Linked DNA regions of Homo sapiens: regions 1 and 3 are each linked to region 2. Evidence: chromatin contacts called from ENCODE Hi-C or POLR2A ChIA-PET data. All regions are on one chromosome and are shown on one strand. Each heading gives the region's core, a stretch centred on a gene start or an enhancer-like site at or near the end of the contact. The rest is flanking DNA. Distances are from core to core; before and after follow the strand shown.

Region 1 (3,220 bases), core at 669-3,168, 330 kb after region 2:
GGGTTCAAGTAGTCCTCCAGCCTCAATCTCATAAGTAGCTGGGACTACCGGTGCATGACACTGCACCCATCAGACACACTAGTCTTTTAAAAAAAAAATACTGTATACCTAAAGATTCAAAAACATCAAACAATAATGCAATGCAATAGAGTAGAAGGAGCAAACGCCTTATTTTAAAACAATGGCATGGCTATATCACTTAGTAATCAAAAGGCCTCAAATAATTTTAAGTTCCCAGGAATGTTTAAAATTCTAGATAACGACCTGTCTCACAGGGTTGTCAAGAGGACTTAGATAACATTCACTAACTTCAATCAGTGAGCAACTATTATGTCCCAAGCCTTGGAACACATGAAACAAAACAAAGTTCACGCTCAGCTTATGTTCTATTTGATGTGGGGAATGGAACACATATGTACTAAATAGGTAGACAAATGAGATCACTTCAGTTATTGGTAAAACAGAACAAGTTAATAGTGTCCAGAATATAGAAGGTGCTCATATGTTTCTTCCATTCTTAATGGTGGTATATATCTTCTTCTGTTAAATGTATCATTGTCTCTGTTCTTGATGAATTTTATAAAAATCAATGTTAAAATATATTTTTTGTTACATTAACCCTTATCCTTGATTCCAAATGGAATGAACAGCGACAATATTAATGTTGATTCCATCAGAATAAAATAACCCAATCCGAGACATAGAAGGACTTCTCTGTTCAACAGTCAGAAAACATTGTTAGTACATTCTGAATCAGTAAATAATATCTTCCTCCCACCAACATTTATACCTGAATATAGATAATATAAGTTCCAATTCTACTAGTATTTATCAGTGAAACCAGTCTTGGATCACATAATTAGGACTCTACACACACACATACAAAAAAACAGTCTAAGGATATTTAAGCATTTCATGAATAGGATAAGATTATATCACATCACATGTGATCATTTTGATTTCTTTATTAAGTAGGAATAGCAAATAAATGATTTCTCTTAAAAATTGCAACATAGGGAGGCCAAGGCGGGTAGATCACGAGGTCAGGAGATAGAGACCATCCTGGCGAACACGGTGAAAACCCATCTTTACTAAAAATACAAAAAATTAGCCGGGCGTGGTGGCGGGCTCCTGTAGTCCCAGCTACTCGGGAGGCTGAGGCAGGAGAATGACGTGAACCTGGGAGGCGGAGCTTGCAGTGAGCCAAGATCGCTCCACTGCACTCCAGCCAGGGCGACAGAGCAAGACTCTGTCTCAAAAAAAAAAAAAAAAAAAAATAGCAACATTATACAGCTATATATAGTAGAAGCCCTTTGCTGTAACACAACTGTTGTCTAATTATTTAATCCAAAACTCCATTGAAGTAGAAATTGGGGGAAAAACAGATCAAGAGGTTCACTAAAAGTTTTATTTTAACTTAAAATATAAAATTCATGTTTATTCCCCAGCCTTTTGATATAGTGCCAAGGCCTTATCTTGCAAGGCAGATATGCTGATTACGCCATTGTCTTTTTGCCTAAAACGAAACCCATGTACATCAGCTATGACTTCAAGTTTCAATTTCTTTTTTCTTTTTTGTTTTTTTGACACGGAGTCTCGCTGTGCAGCCCAGGCTGGAGTGCAGTGGCGCAATCTCGGCTCACTGCAAGCTGCGCCTCCCGGGTTCACGCCATTCTCCTGAGAGGTGACAGCGCGCTGGCAGTCCTCAGAGCCCTCGCTTGCTCTCGGCACCTCCTCTGCCTGGGCTCCCATTTTGGTGGCACTTGAGGAGCCTTTCAGCCCACCACTGCACTGTGGGAGCCCCTTTCTGGGCTGGCCAAGGCTGGAGCCCACTCCCTCACCTTGCAGGGAGGTGTGGAGGGAGAGGCGCGAGCGGAAACCGGGGCTGCCTGCGGCGCTTGCGGGCCAGCTGGAGTTCCGGGTGGGCGTGGGCTTGCCAGGCCCGGCACTCGGAGCAGACGGCCAGCCCTGCTGGCCCCAGGCAATGAGGGACTTAGCACCCGGGCCAGCGGCTGCGGAGGGTGTACTGGGTCCCCCAGCAGTGCCAGCCCACCAGCGCTGCGCTCGATTTCTCACCGAGCCTTAGCTGCCTTCCCGCGGGGCAGGGCTGGGGACCTGCAGCCTGCCATGCCTGAGCCTCCCACCCACTCCATGGGCTCCTGTGTGGCCCTAGCCTCCCCGACGAGCACCACTCCCTGCTCCACGGTGCCCAGTCCCATCGACCACCCAAGGGCTGAGGAGTGCGAGTGCACAGCACGGGACTGGCAGGCAGCTCCACCTGCAGCCCCTGTGCAGGATCCACTAGGTGAAGCCAGCTGGGCTCCTGAGTCTGGTGGGGCCTTGGAGAATCTTTAGGTCTAGCTCAGGGGTTGTAAATACACCAATCAGCACTCTGTATATAGCTCAAGGTTTGTAAATACACCAATCAGCACCCTGTGTTTAGCTCAAGGTTTGTGAGTGCACCAATCAACACTCTGTATATCTAGCTGCTCTGGTGGGGCCTTGGAGAACCTGTGTGTCCAAACTCTGTATCTAACTAATCTGATGGGGACATGGAGAACCTTTGTATCTAGCTCAGGGATTGTAAACGCACCAATCAACACGGTGTCAAAACAGGCCACTCAGCTCTACCAATCAGCAGGATGTGGGTGGGGCCAGATAAGAGAATAAAAGCAGGCTGCCCCAGCCAGCATTGGAAACCCACTCGGGTCCCCTTCCACACTGTGGAAGCTGTGTTCTTTCCCTCTTTGCAATAAATCTTGCTACTGCTCACTCTTTGGGTCCATGCTGCTTTTATGAGCTGTAACACTCACCGCGAAGGTCTGCAGCTTCACTCCTGAGCCAGTGAGACCACGAACCCACCAGAAAGAAGAAACTCCCAACACATCTGAACATCAGAAGGGACAGACTCCAGACGCACCATCTTAAGAGCTGTAACACTCACCGCGAGGGTCCGCGGCTTCATTCTTGAAGTCAGTGAGACCAAGAAACCACCAATTCCGGGGACACTCCTGCCTCAGCCTCCTGAGTAGCTGGGACTACAGGCTCCCGCCACCAGGCCCGGCTATTTTTTTTTTTTTTTTTGTATTTTTATTAGAGACGGGGTTTCACTGTGTTAGCCAGGATGGTCTCAATCTCCTGACCTCGTGATCCGCCCGCCTCGGCCTCCCGAAGTTTTGGGATTACAGGCGTGAGCCACTGCGCCTGGCCAAGTTTCAAT
Region 2 (3,553 bases), core at 334-2,833:
CCTTTGACTAGGTCTGTATAGCTAGAAAAATACTCGACTTATAGTTAGCCAGCAAACTTTTAACACAAATACGTTTTTTGCTACGAATAAATAGCTACGTGGTTTTAAGTAGAACTTATAGTCTACTTAACTTTCAACAAACCAAGTATTGAGTGTCCACTGTGTCAGTGTACTAGACATGGGAAGCAAAAATGAAGTGTCCTTAAATCAAGTAAACAGACAAAAACAAACGAAAAATAATTCTTAGAGAAAAAAGCAATTTAAAAAAAAGTGCAAACACCTATTGAGAACTATTGATCACGTAGTGCTAGAATATGCAGAATAATTAGATCTTTGTGGAATTGTTGGGAAGAGGTTTCCTGAATGAGAGAGTATGGGATTTAAGAAAAGAATCAGATATGGCAGGCGGAGAATATGGCACTAGAAAAGCTAAAGGGTAGAAGCAAGTCAGTCATGGCATGAGTCCACACTCAGGTGTAACAGGACTGGATCATTGTTATTAAACTAAGGGTGGAGGCGGCAACTGAAGAAAAGCTGCAAACACAAGCCAAAGCCGTTCACAATTGACCTCTGAAGACCAACGACTGTGATAATGTGATCAAAACAAAGCATTTAAGTTTTGTTTAGGTTTCCTGCCGCATTCTAAAGGCAGACTTCACATTCTTACAATTTTCTTCATTCTTCAGTATCTGTCAGCGTGTTTAACTACTTTTAACATACAACTTTTAAAAAAGTCAAGACACACTACGAGGAACTTTTTCCGAAGGAAGTGATCCAAAGAACAGAGTGTGAGTCAATAAACGGAGAAAGGGAGTAGAGAAGCGGTTTACTATCCCCCGCTTCCGCCCCAGTGTGCTGTAAACTTTAAGTCGGGAAAACTATGTTTTAACCGATGAGATAATGCCTTTAAAAGTGCTTAGCACACTGTCTGGCCAGTAGGAAGCACTCAAGAAATTATGATTATTTTGACCTTAGACCTCTCTTAACTGTCTGAAACTGGGGTTTCTTATTTTCAGGGGAAGAAACAGGACACAGGCAGTCTAGAGGCTCCTGCCAGCCGAGACAATCTCCAATTAAAAGTCGGCATCGATTAAATATTTGCTGAACAAAGTAAACTGTCTCTCCACCGCCGGGCTGAGCGCCCACTCGAGATCCGGCCCGGAACAAGGGCGAGACTGGCCCGCGGGTCCCACACTCCCTGTAAGGGGTGGAGAACACGCCCACACGCCCAGACCAACAGGCGAGGCTGTTCGAGGACCTTGTTAGCCACCTCAGCCCCGCCCGCCGCGAGCCTTCTGCTGGCCTCCCGTTCTGCAGGGACCCTCCCTAGCCAGCCCGGCCGCGTCCCACATCCGCCGACACGCCCCTTCCGGCCTAATCCCCGCCCCTCAAGCACCGGCCCCGCCCCATAGGCCCCGTCCGTGGCCCCGCCCCGCCGCGAGCTGGCGCCGGGTCCTCTCAGCGCCCGCCGGCGGCCGCGTCCACCCCCGACGCTCTGAGGTCACCGACTGGGCCGGCCCGCGGGGGGCGGAGGGACGGAGGGAAGATGGCGGCAGGGGCCGGATATTGGCGCCGCCTCCCCCAATCCCGGAGCCGGCGCAGATGAGGCAGTTCGGCTGGGGCCAGCGGCGCTTTGGAACCCGAGGTGGGGGGACCCTGGCGGTGGGGCCTGGTCCTGCTATATGCCGGCGCCTCGGCTAGAGTGAGCGGCGGCGACGCCTCTTTCCTCCGTCTCTTTCCCTGTCGCTGCGAGAGCGAGCGGGCGGCGGAGGCGGCGGCGGCGGCGGGGCCGGGATGGAGGACGTTAACTCCAACGTGAACGCGGACCAGGAGGTGCGGAAGCTGCAGGAGCTGGTGAAGAAGCTGGAGAAGCAGAACGAACAGCTGAGGAGCCGCTCGGGGGCCGTGCAGGGCGCCGGCTCCCTTGGGCCCGGCAGCCCGGTTCGGGCCGGCGCGTCCATTCCCTCCTCCGGCGCGGCGTCTCCTCGGGGCTTCCCCTTGGGCCTCAGCGCCAAGTCGGGCGGCGGGCCCGGGTCGGGCCCGAGGCGGACGAGTAGCGAAGAGCTGCGGGACGCCACCTCCTTGCTAGCGGCGGGCGAGGGCGGCTTGCTGGACGAGGTGGAGCCGCTGCGGCCCGACGAGCTGGAGCGCCTGTCAGGCTGGGAGGAGGAGGAGGAGAGCTGGTGAGCGCGAGGCGCCGGGCAGGAGCTGGGCGGGGACGGGCCCGGGGGCGGAGAGCGTCCTCTGAGGGTCCCTCTGGTCGGGCGCCTCGCTTTGTGTAGCCGGGTCCGCTCTCCTGTGGCGACTTGTGGTTTTCTTGCTTTGGCAGAGGGAACGTCAGCTGGAGTTGGGGGTTCGAGGCGTGCGCAAGTAACAGGGTTGTAGCTCGTTGTCCTTTGGATTGTGGACCTTCTGAGTGCTGGACCCTATTGGGGTCTGTGGGTTGGGGCAGCTTGAGAAGGGCTGTTCGCCTGGGGAGGAGTCGGAGGTGGGAAACTGCTTTGTAGGCAGGGATCCTGCTTTGTGTAAGATACTGGCTTTCGGATGGTGGCCCTGGGCATTCTGGATGTAGGAGAGGGGTCTGCTTGATGAGGTATCACCAGGTGTGGGGGTCAGGGGCAGACCAGAGTCGTCTACGTCTATGCAGCGGTTGGTGTTTGGGACCCATTTCTGGCGGGGATGGGGAGACCGTATGAATCAGCACTCCCCTTTGGGTAGTGGGGTAAACCTTGCTTTGTGTGAAGAGAGGGCAGAGGATGGTGCTGCTTTTTTTTTTTTTTTTTTTTTTTTGTTACTCTGTGTGAAGAGTCAAGGGTGGAACGAGCCCTGGCTCTTATTTTCTAAAACAAGAATTGAGTCTGGCGTTTTGCAGAGCTCTGAATTGACAGTTATCACATCCATCTTTCATTTCCACGTCCTTCTAGGGGCAGAGAAAAAGAGTCCTATTTAAAAATTTAAACCAAAGCTATATTGTCATAAGCCACTTCTTGATGAAATTGTGGCCCCCCCACCTTAATATCACTTTCATAAATAGGACATGGGAGGCTTTTCCTCTCGTTTTATTATAAAGATGTGTGTGGGCAATTATTTGTCTTAATTCATTTTTCTTAAAGTTTTAACTTTTAGCTAAAATGTCTCTGCTCTATTGAAATTAAAACTTCTAACAGTGAAATCGAAATCATTCATAGACTCTGGTATTGCAGGGCTGGAACTTTGCAGTGTTCTGAGGTAGTTAAGAGCTTTCCTGGGTTCGCCCCTGGTTTTGCCACTTACTAGCAGTATGACCTTGAGCAAGTTACTCTGAGGCTCACTTTCTTCTTGTATTTGATGGAGAAAATAATAGCACTTACCTCTATAGAGTTATGAAAATTTAGTAAGATAATTATGTATGCATTTAGCGCTGGATCTGGCACATAGTAAACTGTCTAAAACAAGCTGCTATTTGTTACTCTTAAGCCTAGTTACTTAAATCAAGAAACAGTTCTTATATGATGTTGTAGGAGATTCTGGTGATTCTTAAGTGTTGATCCCTGTTCATAAGGCAGTTATAGTC
Region 3 (3,365 bases), core at 835-3,334, 470 kb after region 2:
GGTGACAGAGTGAGACCCTGTCCCAAAGGGGAAACAAACAAACAAAAACTGGCCTAAAGCTGCTAATATTTTAGTTTTGTGGCCTGCAAACTTCTAGCATTTCTATAACAGGCATCAAACTTACTTCTATATCAGAAAGTATTTGGCTTATGTCAAAGTTTTAAAAACTTTTTTTCATGTGACACTTTTTCTTAAGAGGAGCTCGTGAATAACTATTTAAATGTTACAGTTGGCTTGAATTTTAAACATTTGGTGAGAGTTGTAAAAATATATGTTTTAAACTTTCAGAGAATAAAAATTTAAGACCCACTTTCTTAGAAGTTACTATTAATAAATAAATAATTTTGTAGTTCTAATCTCATTAAAAAAATTTTTTAAGACTGAGATTGATGTGTAGGACCCAGCTGCAAAATTCAAACCAGCTACATGCAGCTGCACTCTGGTTCCCCTAATTCATCTAACAGCTCTTAGTGTGTTCTATAAGTGGCAATAGAAAAGGCACAGCAGATGTGCAAGATGGCTCCTGAAATCTAAAGAGGGACAGATGGTTCTCGGTTTGATTGACAGCATGAGGAGCACTGTAGAAAGGGTCACCTCCTGTGGAGGGGTTTTTTTTTTTTTTTTAATCCTTGCCTCTGCCTGAAAATGAAACTGTCCAAGAAAGAAAAGCAGAGTATGGCTATTCAGAAAGCCTTTTTTTTTTTTTTTCAAATATTTGTTATAGTGAAATTATAAAGTCACCTAGACGTGGAAAAAACTCTCCTCTAACTTTTGACTGAGAGCTGACTCTTCATATTTATAACAAAGTAGACAGATTGGTGTTTGAATGCAATACTCAGAATATTGGAGATAGAGCTGGAATTAAGGCAAAAACAAAAATAACATAATTTACACAACAGCATCGATTAGAGCTGGAATAATGATCACTGGAAGCCCTATTTTCCCCTTAAAAATAAACTTTTTGTTTTAAATTTTAATTACAAAGTTAGACAAATTATTTGCAATAGTTTACCGGGAATGGTTCTAAATTAACAATATAGGCTATATCACTTTTATGCTTACCTCTCTCTCTCTCTTTTCCAAACTCCTTTCTAGTACTTTAAATCTTCAAGAAAAACAAAAAAGAACTCACATTTTCTGCATGCAAACCAAGTCCTGGATGCTGTGTTAGGTACTTTATAACTTTATATGATTTAGTATCTCAGAGGTATTAATAGATTCTTCTTAGGTTCATATTCATACTGACACATGGGCTCCATGATTTTATTGATGCTTCTCTTCATCTTCTGCTGAAAAAAGGAAAACAAGAACAAAATATGCCTCAAAATAATAGTCTATATATTAAGATACATTCTGGGAGTCCAGGATTTGTGAAGTCCTCTTAAACCATTTCTAGAAGAGGCTGGGTGCAGTGGCTCACGCCTGTAATCTCAGCACTTTGGGAGGCTGAGGTGGGCAGATCATGAGGTCAGGAGTTCGAGACCAGTCTGGCCAACATAGTGAAACCCCATCTCTACTAAAAATACAAAAAATTACCCGGATGTGGTGGTGTGCACCTGTAATCCCAGCTAGTCAGGAGACTGAGGCAGGAGAATTGCTTGAAACCAGAAGGCGGAGGTTGCAGTGATCTGAGGTCGCGCCACACTCCAGCCCGGGGAACAGTGTGAGACTCCATCTCAAAAAAAAGAAAAGAATAAATTATTTCTAGAAGAAATTCACACAGTGGCAGATGCAAGATTTCTCTCTAGACAAGACTCAGGATTGACAATGTATTTGCAAGAAATAGCTGGGAGGTAATTGTCTTGAAACTTCATTTGCATGAAACTATGCTTTTTTGGAATGACCTGCAAAACCTGCCAGGGAATTTACATTTCTTGGTAAGCCTGCTTTTTGGAGGATCTTTAAGAAGTGCTGCAGTTTGATAAAAGTCTGAAAACTACAGTAGATCTGACATATGAACAAATATTTACTTCTGTGACTCATGAACTGAACTAGATTCTGATAATGTAGACAGGGCTATCTCAGTTCTTGTAAAATTCTCAAATCTCTACTCCACTGGCTTGGAGGAAATCAAACTGTTGAACTAGACAGCAGCTCAGAAACCCCAGGGTCGCAAATGACTTTCCCTTTCACTTCCCATCGCCTCTGTTTTAATGACAACAAAGCTTTTTGTGGCCAAGGCATAAATTCATTGAATATGAAATATTTACATTCCACCATCTAGTCAACATCATATTCTTTCAGCTCTCCCACATAGGTAATCCCGCACATACCTGTTCTTTGGCATCATACTGACTACTAGATCTTTGATACTCTTAATTTTATCCCTATCTGATTGTTTTCTTTTCATCCCTACTTAGCTTCAATTCCATTGCCAATAATTTCAACCATTCTCTTGCCAATATCTTCAACTACTTTGTCTTTCTGTCACAAATGTATAAAGTGGCCTGTATTCTATAACTTTCATTACCTTCTTCCTGCTAGTCACACAGGATGGGTAAGCCCTTCTCCCATTTATGTCGACTTATCCACCTGTGCATTTCTCGCTCTCTCTCTGTTTAGACATTCTATGCCAATATGTCCCAATCTTTTTAATATCATGGCACACATAGAAAAACGCTAATCTTTGTGCAGTTCATTAGAATAAACTGGAGGCGATCAGGACATCTATATAGCGCTTAGTTGATATATGCTAATGGCAATTAAAAATACAAAATATAGTCAAGAGATTGAGACCATCCTGGCCAAAAAATTAGCTGGGCATGGTGGCACATGCCTGTAGTCCCAGCTACTCAGGAGGCCGAGGCAGGGGAATCGCTTGAACCTGGGAGGCGGAGGTTGCAGTGATCTGAGATCACGCCACTGCACTCCAGCCTGGCAACAGAGCAAGAGTCCGTCTAAAAGGAAAAAAAAAAAAAGGAAGATAATAAATACTGGCTTTTGTTGAATAAATATTGACTTTTATAAAACTTTGAAATAATATCTTTTAAAACTTGGGCTTGCTTCTCAAAATACAACTTCTTAACTGTTTATTATTAGGCTTAAATTTGAAACGGTGGCAGGGCACCGTGGCTCACGCCTGTAACCCCAGCACTTTGGGAGGCCAAGGCAGGAGGAACACCCGAGATCAGGAGTTTGAGACCAGCCTGACCAACATGGCGAAACCCTGTCTCTACTAAAAATACAAAAATTAGCTGGGCATGGTGGCACACACCTGTGATCCTGCTACTCGGGAGGCTGAGAGAAGAGAATCGCTTGAATCTGGGAGGTGGAGGTTGCAGTGAGTGGAGATTGGGCCACTGCACTCCAGCCTGGGTGACAGAGCGAGACTCCCTCCTCCCCAAAAAAAGGGGTGGGAGAGGGGC

What was found. Hi-C counts contacts between places; a loop is a spot of excess contacts on that map. ChIA-PET counts read pairs that join two places held with the same protein, here RNA polymerase II (POLR2A). Pooled maps may share reads with other maps.
Region 1: a pooled map shows a loop between it and region 2 (2.2-fold over the local background). The contact joins the enhancer-like site here to the promoter of SLAIN2 in region 2. A Hi-C loop is called at or near these places in 1 of 168 maps with a recorded cell type or tissue (mammary epithelial cell), 1 of 37 single-sample maps with no recorded cell type and 10 of 50 pooled maps. POLR2A ChIA-PET finds 5 or more read pairs at or near these places in 3 of 52 experiments (GM12878, Panc1 and WTC11).
Region 3: a loop to region 2 is called in a pooled map, with 3 times the contacts of the local background. The contact joins the enhancer-like site here to the promoter of SLAIN2 in region 2. A Hi-C loop is called at or near these places in 2 of 50 pooled maps. POLR2A ChIA-PET finds 5 or more read pairs at or near these places in 4 of 52 experiments (Caco-2, IMR-90, activated CD8-positive, alpha-beta memory T cell and 1 more).

What each region holds. Positions count from the first base shown.
Region 1 is chr4:48,673,481-48,676,700 of GRCh38, forward strand. The region is part of intron 3 of FRYL (FRY like transcription coactivator); the gene reads right to left. Among named protein-coding and RNA genes, the nearest start is that of FRYL, 110 kb to the right of the region's middle. Within about 2 kb of position 1,919, at least 5 of the 41 ENCODE cell types and tissues checked have a DNase peak (open chromatin) inside an H3K27ac peak, as active enhancers do.
Region 2 is chr4:48,339,946-48,343,498 of GRCh38, forward strand. It overlaps SLAIN2 (SLAIN motif family member 2), which reads left to right and starts at 1,584. Exons shown (of 8, transcript NM_020846.2): 1 at 1,584-2,183. The coding sequence starts at 1,795. RefSeq lists enhancers at 1,005-1,124, 1,531-2,444 and silencers at 1,275-1,614, 1,755-2,064.
Region 3 is chr4:48,813,632-48,816,996 of GRCh38, forward strand. It overlaps a transcript of OCIAD1 not described here. Among named protein-coding and RNA genes, the nearest start is that of OCIAD1, 16 kb to the right of the region's middle. Within about 2 kb of position 2,085, at least 2 of the 41 ENCODE cell types and tissues checked have a DNase peak (open chromatin) inside an H3K27ac peak, as active enhancers do.